2 separate regions of the Homo sapiens genome follow, and region 2 is linked to region 1. Evidence: chromatin contacts called from ENCODE Hi-C or POLR2A ChIA-PET data. All regions are on one chromosome and are shown on one strand. The core of a region is the stretch at or near the end of the contact, and the rest is flanking DNA. Distances in the headings are between cores, read along the strand shown.

The links. Hi-C counts contacts between places; a loop is a spot of excess contacts on that map. ChIA-PET counts read pairs that join two places held with the same protein, here RNA polymerase II (POLR2A). Pooled maps may share reads with other maps.
Region 2: a loop to region 1 is called in a map of naive thymus-derived CD4-positive, alpha-beta T cell, with 2.2 times the contacts of the local background. The contact joins the promoter of HAVCR2 here to the promoter of ITK in region 1. A Hi-C loop is called at or near these places in 1 of 168 maps with a recorded cell type or tissue (naive thymus-derived CD4-positive, alpha-beta T cell), 3 of 37 single-sample maps with no recorded cell type and 8 of 50 pooled maps. POLR2A ChIA-PET finds 5 or more read pairs at or near these places in 7 of 52 experiments (CD4-positive, alpha-beta T cell, GM12878, OCI-LY7 and 3 more).

Annotation. Positions count from the first base shown.
Region 1 is chr5:157,179,289-157,184,200 of GRCh38, forward strand. ITK (IL2 inducible T cell kinase) reads left to right here and starts at 1,552. Exons shown (of 17, transcript NM_005546.4): 1 at 1,552-1,827. The coding sequence starts at 1,690.
Region 2 is chr5:157,107,040-157,112,114 of GRCh38, forward strand. HAVCR2 (hepatitis A virus cellular receptor 2) reads right to left here and starts at 2,005. Exons shown (of 7, transcript NM_032782.5): 1 at 1,887-2,005. The coding sequence starts at 1,944. RefSeq lists an enhancer at 1,792-1,941.

The DNA of each region.
Region 1 (4,912 bases), core at 302-2,801:
AGTGACAGAAACCTCAAAATAACTGAGACTTAGAAAATAGATATTAAAAAATGTAATCCAGGGCTGGCATGGAAGATCCATGGTCACCAGGGTCCCAGGCTCTTTCTATCTTATACTCCATTGTCCTCAACATTCAATTTCCACCTCATGATACTAGATAGCTGCTTCAGCTCCAACTGTTACCTCAATATTCTAGTCACAAGGCAGGAGGAAAAGGGAAAGAAAAGGGGATGACAGATCCCACTAAGGAAATTTCCTAGAAGTTGTGCACACGACTTCTGCTACATTCAGTTGACCAGAAGACAGTCATACAACTACACCTAGCTACAAGGGAGGCTAAAATTTGTAGTCTTTATTCTTGCTGGCCAGATGCCCAGATAACTGTCAGGGATTCTGTTACTCTAGTAAGAAGGAGAGAGTAGCTATTTGGGAATAGTAGCAATCCCTACCTCAAGCCCATACTCAGAAAAAAAAAATACTATCTTGTTTGGGCAGTGTATTTCCACACATATGTCTTAAGAATCTCAGAATGGGGGAGGTAATTTAAAATATACCAGTACCGTACCCTCCTGGGTGTCTTGATTATGCTGGGGCATCCAGTATATGAAATAAAATTAGGCTGTTGTCTGGTAATTTACATTTAAAAATAAACATTGGAGAATTTCACTCCTATACAGCAATAATTATTATTTCATTTATTATTTATCCCTACCCACTACATGCAATATCTGCTTACACTAAAATCTCTTGATTATTAACATAGTAGAGGTAACTGTCACACATTATACTTCAACTATGTACTAACTCTAAGGTGACATGTATGACTAGCACCTACCATTCATAAGATGTATGGGATTCAGTCCTCCAAAGGACCCTCACAAGGAAGCTAAGGATCAGAGAAGTCATGGCTTGCTCAAAGAGAAACAGCATAGTAAGTGACAGAGCTGGGAATCCAACACAAGTTTGTCTGTTTTCAAAGCCCACATATACTTTGTTTATTATGCCATTCTGAAGGATTCACTTATTTTTCACTCTTCCACAAAACGTCAGGACAGAAAGGCAGTCATCTATATGTAGCATTGAGAAATTTCTATGGGCTTTAATTTAAATCTTAAAAACTAATAAACTTCAGCAACATATTTCTTCACTTTAATGTGTGAGGGTTTTGTGCTCATTACCTCTTTTAATTGTCCAACCCAATTTGGTGATGATCCATTCAACAAATTTTTCTTGAACATCTGTTTTATGTGTCAGGTACTGTGATGGTTGCTGAGTATATCATGGTAAGCAAAACCACACATTGTCCTTACTCCTTGTGCTACATGATTTAACTGCTGGATGGATTAAACCAGGAACTATAAAGATTAAACTGTAATCCTTACCACAATTTTGAGTTTACAGTTTTTCAAATATCATTTCAAGCCATTAGCAAAGGCTGTATGTATTTTTTACATATGCCTCCTCGTTTTGTGAATTTTGAAAGGATGTGGTTTCGGCCTTTGACATCAGAGGAGAAGCTCAGCTATGTTGGCTGAACGTTGATAGAAAGATAACGTTGAAGGCAAGTTGCCCTTGAGCAGCTCTCTGAAGATCAACTGCCTCCACATTGCATTCTTTGCCCCAAAACTCTTTCCTTTGGTTGTGCTAAGAGGTGATGCCCAAGGTGCACCACCTTTCAAGAACTGGATCATGAACAACTTTATCCTCCTGGAAGAACAGCTCATCAAGAAATCCCAACAAAAGAGAAGAACTTCTCCCTCGAACTTTAAAGTCCGCTTCTTTGTGTTAACCAAAGCCAGCCTGGCATACTTTGAAGATCGTCATGGGGTATGTGAGCAGTTTCATTTGTCTTTTTTCGCATAGCATTTTATGTTTGGACTGGGCTAATGCAAAAATATATACATAGCATAAAATAGAGCACAGGAAACACAAACATGCTTATTGTAACAACATAAAAAGTACAGTAAAAGTAATCAGAGGAGAATGCAGAGAGCAGTCAAGAGGTGAAATGGTGGTGCTAGGTGATTTCAGTTCTAAAAACTGTAAATTTAACATTCATCAGCTTTTTCCCCCTGCAAGGTTATGTTTGGTTTTTAAATTATGAATAACATTTTAGGTAGCAAGTATTATGATTCGATAAAACTTGAACTTTCTATGAAACATACTAAATTTAATGAAACATACTAAATTTAATGAAACATAGATTAATACAACACTAGCATTCAATGGGATGATCTACCCCAGCTTTCTTATTTTTTAGTGGAAGAAACTGGTGTTTAGAATGGTTAAGTTTTGGGTTCAGTGTTAACGTTTTCATGAATAACTCTGTTTGTCTCAATACTCGTCGCTAGCCTGATCTTGAAATAAGATTTCCCAGGCATTTAATTATCTAAAAGTTGTAAGGCACAATGGCAAACCTCTTCATCTCTTGATAGACTTCTTAGGACACCAGGGTTATTAAGAACAAAGTTTCTGCAGTGCAGACCAGCGGTTCTTACCCAGAAGGAGTATGGCTGCTTTGCTAGGTCAGTCTATCTCTTTATCTAAAAATAGTCTTGTGCTTCTTAACATCACTAATAACAAAAGCAACAGGAATAATCCTAATAATGTAGTTTGGTAGAAAAAGCATTGGACAAAGGGTCAGGAGACCAAACTCTACTTCTCAGTAGGTGATCCAGTCTGGGCAAATGTCTACCTCCTGTTTCAGGTTCTTTCTTCATAAAATGAAAAAACTGGAAATAACAACCTTCAAGATCCCTTTCTTCTTCAAAACTTCTTTGCTTTATGCAGTGGCTCTTGTTTAGCCCTATGCTGCAATTTTTCAAAGCATGTTTGATTTCTTACTGTATGGTTATATTATTTTTACATCATTAGTGGGGTAGGACAAGGATTATCACTTATATTTTACTGAAGGGAAAATAATATTAGGTGCCTGATGGTCACTTAGAAACAAAAGTGCTCCAGTTCTTTGTTGGAGTCTGACTTAGTAGGTGGTGGCATGAGTTTGGGATTCTTTGGTGTGCCAGGGTTTAAAGCACTTCATGAGATGGAGCTCCAGAGGAGGTCAGGCTGGGTATAGAGCCTATGGATGCCTCACTTTTTAAAGTTGCAGGTGTTGCATGTCTTTTGTGAATTAAAAAAATACAGAAAACAAAAAAGTTGCAGGCGAAATAGCTCTGCCTCTTTAGAAGTGAAAAGAATTGCTTGTCTTATTATCAGACTCTTACTGATAACAATTTACCAGTCAATCAGAAAACACATGGAATTACGTGCAAGTCCTCTTTGCTAGGTGGCCAGGAGCCCAGTTTGTGAACTTGGGGGATTTATCATGTAGAGCTAATAAATCGCATGGCATTACTCAATGCTTTTTTGTGAATGGAACATTTAAAGTTTTTGTTTCATATTGAAAGAACAGTCATGTACCTTTAAATATTTTTTTCAAAGTCCATTTTGCAGTTTTCACCAGTTCGTTTTTCTGATTCAACATAGTATCATCTCATTTAGTTAGTATTAATAATTCCTTAGCCCAACTGCTATTTGTGAACTGATTGTGAATTCAGCTCAATATTATTTGTAAGTAATCACAAAACCAGATGGCCTTAATTCAGAATATTATTGGTCATAATTTGCATGTAGACAAGGTTGTAAAATCACCCTACTTCTTTATCTGAGCATTATGGAAAATTTCAAGACAATTACTTCATTCTGGGGAGCCCTAGGCTACAGTTTCTAATTCTTCCATGTGAGATATAGAGAATACATGTCCAAACATCAAATTTCTTGTTTTCTAATGCCTTTTTTACTCTTATAAATAACATTTTAAAAGTATTTCTTTAATTATTTAATTATTATAGAAGTTTATTAATTAGAAATTTATCCAAGTTCCCTGAAAAAGGTAATATATGTGAATTATTATTGTTCATGTCTTAGGTATACTACATGGTTTCAGGCCACCAATTTGCACACAAGGCTGCATTAATATTACTCATAAGTAAATAACATTACACTTATGGGAAGAACATTTTCATTTTTAAATTAAAGGCTTCATTTTCAATCTGTAAAATGGGTGTGATAATAGTACCCATTTCATAGGAAGATGGCAAAGACTCAGAGGTATAATGTCTTTAGGCTGAACTTTTTGAAATTATTTGGCAGATCGAATATCAGATATTAGAAGTTTCAAACAATTCAACTTAATATATTAGGTACTTAGCATAGGCCCTGTCATCTGGTAAGCATCTAGTAAAAATTAACCATTATTTGTATCCCTTTCATGTCTCTACAGAAGCTAGCAGGCTGTCATAACAATTCATTTTCAAATTATGGGAGATATTCAAGGATTCTTCAAAGTCAAGCTAAGATCAGGGTCCTGGATTCCTTCTATTCTGTGGCTAAATATAAGTTTTGTGGGGTAGATATACATGCATTATGAGCTGTTTGGCCAGTTATTGCCCCTCTTAGGGTGTCGGGTGTCAGAGCTTCTTTTTCTCTTTTCTCATGTGTAAAATTATGATTCTTGCAGTTCTCATATTCTATGAATTTATAACACCATATGAAAAATAACCCTTCTACATACTCAAGAACATATTCTGTAATTCTAGAAATCAAGTATGTTTATTCTAACCTAAAAAATCATGCCTATTGTCATTATAATACTAATTGATTGAGGTTTTACTTTAACATGGTTTTAGTTCTGGTGTTCGATGCCTGTTTTTCCTGTTGAGATGTGCAAGTGTTTTCAGAGGGGCCAAGAAGCGCCTTCATCTTGCTGGAGCAGTGGGCCAGAAAGAAGCATAGATTTGGCAGGTGGTAGCTTGCAGACAGACATGATTTCAGAGGCTCTCCTGTGCCTGTCAATTTTTTTCCAAGTTGTCCCTGATGCCTGAAATTCTATGACAGAGGACAATGAGAG
Region 2 (5,075 bases), core at 755-3,254, 72 kb before region 1:
TCTTACAGAATAAAGAGGAAGCTACTGCTGCAGTCCTGTTTGGAGGATGATTCGCTGTGACAATGCTTCTCAGATGTGAAGGCCATCAGAATCACTGGGAAGCCTTGCGAAAACACAGATTGCTGGGCTCAACTGCTAGAGTTCCTGACTCAGTTGGCCTGTGGTAGAGCCTGAGAACTTTTATTTCTAACAAGTTCTCAAGTGTTGCTGAAGTGGCTGGTCTCAGAACCTCACTTTCAGAAACACTGCCCTAGGAGAGAATTGTGGCCCAATTCTGTGAACACGGGAGAACAGGGCTGATGGAAACAGACAATCAGAAAATTAGTCATGGTCAGCCAGGAAACGGCCCGCCCATCTGGGCTACTTGCTTGTTCATCAACAAAGGGAGGCTCTCCTAACATACTTCTCTTTTTAAGCAGCAAGTGCACAGTAAATACAAACCCTTGGTTAAATAAGGATCTTGTGTATTTGAAACTACTCATGGAGTTGTTTTAAGGTTTAAAGTTGTGAAAAGAAATTAAATTTTGGGACCCCAAACTCATTCAGTCAAAGGGAAAAGTCAAGCTGGGAACTGGGTCACAGAAACCTGCCTCCTCTTTTTGATTCCTGAATAAGATGGCTACAGGATGAAAGGCTGCATACCTCCCCCATATTTTGCCCACAAGGAAATTCCTGGTCAGCTGTGCAATGCAGATTGATAGCTCATCTTTACCGGTGCGGTCACCCTGGCCAGACACAAATGCGTTATCTGATTGTTTCCCTACCCCATTTTGTCTGTGTTATCTAATGTAAAATGCAGATTCCCCATATTTTTCCTCTGCCCCCCCCCCTTTTTTATGTGAAAACTGAGTGCTTCTCAATATCCCACCTTGTCCCCTTTAAATCTGGAGCCCTCAAAATCATCTTCTGAGAAAGTCATAGACCTGTCTCTCAGGTGCCTCCTTAACTTTGGCAAACAAATCTCCTAAAATGATTGAGACTTGTCTCCTCATTTTCCTCAAATGACAAAGTTAATTCCATTAAAAAAAAACTATATATATTTTATATATGATAAAACATTCATTATATATTTTCTTTTGATTTTTTATGTCCCCTTTGTTTTCATATGACTCAACTACAGTAAAAACATTCAAACACTATCAAAGGTGTATGAAAAAGTGGCCGGGCACACGGTGGGTCACGCCTGTAATCCCAGCACTTTGGGAGGCTGAGATGGGCAGATTACTTGAGGCCATGAGTTTGAGACCAGCCTGACCAACATGGTAAAACCCTGTCTCTACTAAAAATTAAAAACATTAGCTGGGTGTGGTGGTGCACGCCTGTGATCCCAGCTACTCCGGTGCCTAAGGCAGGAGAATCACTTGAACCTGGGAGGCGGAGATTGCAGTGAGCCAAAATGGTGCCACCACTGCACTCCAGCCTGGGCAATAGAGTGAGACTCCATCTCAATTGAAAAAAAGAAAAAGAAAGAAAAGAAAAAGAAAAAAAGGAAAGAAAAGAAAAGAAAAATATGCCTTACTCTCCCAACTCTTTACCATTCCCTGGTTCCTTTTCCTAGAGCTTATACATTAAGAAATGTCCACATATTCCTGCTCCCCGACAATGCACACACACAAATAGAAGCCTAATATATGCATTATTCTGCAACTTTTTTTCTTTAATAACATTATAATTTTGAGACATTCTATACCAGTATGTTTTGTCAGACTCACTGTTTGTATCATGATTATATCACATTTATTTACCCACTCCCTCATCGACGGACATTTAGGTTGCTTCCAAGCTTTTGCTATTACAAACAACATTACAATGGCCATCCTTGTATCTCTCCCTTGTCCTCTGTACAGCACCATTATGTCATTGTAAATATCCATGCCGAGACTTACTTGTAAGTAGTAGCAGCAGCAGCAGCAGGACACAGTCAAAGGGAAGATGTGAAAACATGGAGCTTGCAGAAGAAAAGTCAGAGGACACCTCTGTTAGGCACAGTTTTAACTCTCCAAATGGACTGGGTACTTCTTCCAACTGTCTACTCCACAATCACATGAGCAGTAGCCGCCCCCACTGAGTGCTAGCTCAGCACACCCGGGTGTCTGATTGCCAGTGATTCTTATAGTAACACTGCCAGGTCTACAGTCACATTAAAGGAAACCAAAGTTCTCTGTCATGCCACACTACACACATCCTGTAAGTGTTCTGATGTCTGTCCTGTGATATCAACAAAGAGGAAGCAATACTTCAGTGGAAGAAAACGCTACTCAGTCATGGCACATAAAGAGAACCCTCTAATAATGTCTCAGATGAGATACACCTGAAATGGAGCATGTCCGAGTCCATCTGACTAGCGGGGAACACAAAGTACAGATGCATCATCCATGGATTCATTCACTCAAATCAGTCCCTTCATCAGGCCTGTGACCAAAGTTTATGAAGCCCCTACTTTGCACCAGGCACTGGACTAGGAAGTGGAACACAACAGTGAATGGCATGTTCCTTATCCTCACATTTACAGACCATAGCAACTCCCAGCATAAGCCTCACTCTCATCCTTCTTCTAACACAGATTAGGTTGTATCCTATAACCTTGCTGAGTCTCAGTTTCCTCATTTATATAATTTATAAAATGAGAAAATTGTATTAGATAATACATGCATGGCTCTCTGTTCTAATATTCTGACTTTGACCTTCAAACTTCCAACTCTTCAATTTAGAAAAAACATGTTCCTTTTGGCAACAGTTCCTTTCCTCTACTCTGAGTAGAATTAAGGGGATCTTGGTATCCTGTTTCATCTCATGCATACAAGGTGCCCCCTCTCCCCTACCCCAAGAGGCTTTGGCCATGAATGATCAGAAAGTGTTGAGTTCCAGCCACACTCCCATAACTGAGGTAACAGCTTAGACTCACGTAGCCTCAGCTCTGGGAGTGTGACCTTTATCTGGACACCTTAAAAGCAAAAGCTTTTTTTTATAAAAGGGAAGTGAGCTCACAGGCTGAGTGGTTTCTGAAAAGCCAGTGGCCTTCCTCTATGTCTTGCCTTCCTGAGTTTCTTTGTCATTCACATTTATGCCATTAAATGCATTGGGTATAAATACCAAATTTGTTCAATATAAACAAATGGCATTTAATATAAATATGCAACTTGTTCAATGTGTGTACTTCCCATAGCATTGCAGAGTGGCAGTTACTCAAGAGATCATAATCAATTTCTCATTTTATTTTATTTTATTTTTATTTATTTATTTATTTTTTTGAGATGGAGTTTCGCTCTTTTTGTCCAGGCTGGAGTGCAATGGCATGATCTCGGCTCACTGCAACCTCTGCCTCCCGGGTTCAAGTGATTCTCCTGCCTCAGCCTCCTGAGTAGCTGGGATTACAGGCATGTGCCACCACCCCGGATAATTTTGTATTTTTAGTAGAGACGGGGTTTCTCCATGTTGGTCAGGCTGTTCTTGAACTCCCGACCTCAGGCGATCCACCCGCCTCGGCCTCCCAAAGTGCTGGGTTTACAGGCATAGCCACCGCGCCCGGCCAATTTCTCATTTTATAGACAAGGAATCTGAGACTTCAGAAAATTGATTTGCCGAAAGGCACATGATTGGTGATTTAGAATGAGAGCATAAGCCCCCTAAGTGACAGATTTTTTCCACTATAAATTATGTTTTATTAATTTAATGTTTGTCTTCCCACATAACTAATAACCAGCAAATGACCATATTCAAGCATAAGGTAGAATAGATTAAATATGGGGTCTGGGGTTATTTTTATTAGCAGCATGAACTTGGTCAAGGCTCTTAAAAGCATCAGCCCTCAGTTTCTGTGTTTTGTTTTGTTTTGTTTTTGTTTTTGTTTTGAGACAGAGTCTTGCTCTGTCGCCCAGGCTGGAGTGCAGTGGCGCGATCTCGGCTCACTGCAAACTCCGCCTCCTGTGTTCAAGCAATTCTCCTGTCTCAGCCTCCCAAGTAGCTGGGACTAAGAGCGCACACCACCATGCCCGGCTAATTTTTGTATTTTTAGTAGAGACAGGGTTTCACCATATTGGTCAGGCTGGTCTCGAACTTCTGACCTCAGGTGATCTACCTGCCTCGGCCTCTCAAAATGCTGGGATTACAGGCATGAGCCACCGTGCCCAGCGATGTTTTGTTTTTACCACTTTGTTTTCTGCTCATTTCTAGAATTGCTACTGAGACCAGCTTTATAAAACATTAACAATTTATTAGTTCATTAAAGTCTAGATATGAAGGGGTCTAGAGATCTCCTTTAACTCTCTTGTGTGTGTAGGGAGCTGGTTCTGAACATTTTCATGTTCACTTAACTTTTATTTCCTGTTTATTTTCTTAAAAACTTTAGATAATACATTCAAATAGTTAAAAAGTAAAAGGAATATAAAAAGCTCAAGAAGCCTTGATCCCATGATCCCATCCTTCCATGTTTACCCCCATTTCTCCCACCTATGCTATAGGTTTTCTTTTTTTTTTTTTTTTGACATAGAGTCTCGCCCTGTCACCCAGGCTGGAGTGCAGCGTCACGATCTCAGCTCACTGCAACCTGCGACTCCCAAGTTCAAGCGATTCTCCTGCCTCAGCCTCCTGAGTAGCTGAGATTATAGGCACCTGCCACCGTGCCCAGCTAATTTTTGTATTTTTAGTAGAGATGGGTTTTCACCATGTTGGTCAGGCTGATCTCGAACTCCTGACCTTGCAATCTGCCCACTTCAGCCTCCCAAAGTGCTGGGATTACAGGCTTGAGCCACTGCACCCGACCAGGTTTTCATTTTCATAAGTTTCTTGTGTATACTCCCAATGCAAACCCAAGAAAATAAAATATATATTCTCATACTCTCTTTTCTTAGACAAAATACCATATACCTTTTTTGAAACTTGCATTTTCCTATTGTTATTTGCTGAAATATTTATTTTTAAAATTTTATTTATTTTATTTATTTTATTTTTATTTATTTATTTATTTATTTTTTGAGATGGAGTTTCACTCTTGTCTCTCAGGCTGGAGTGCAATGGTGCTATCTCGGCTTACTGCAACCTCTGCCTCCCCTCAGCCTCCCAAGTAGCTGGGATTA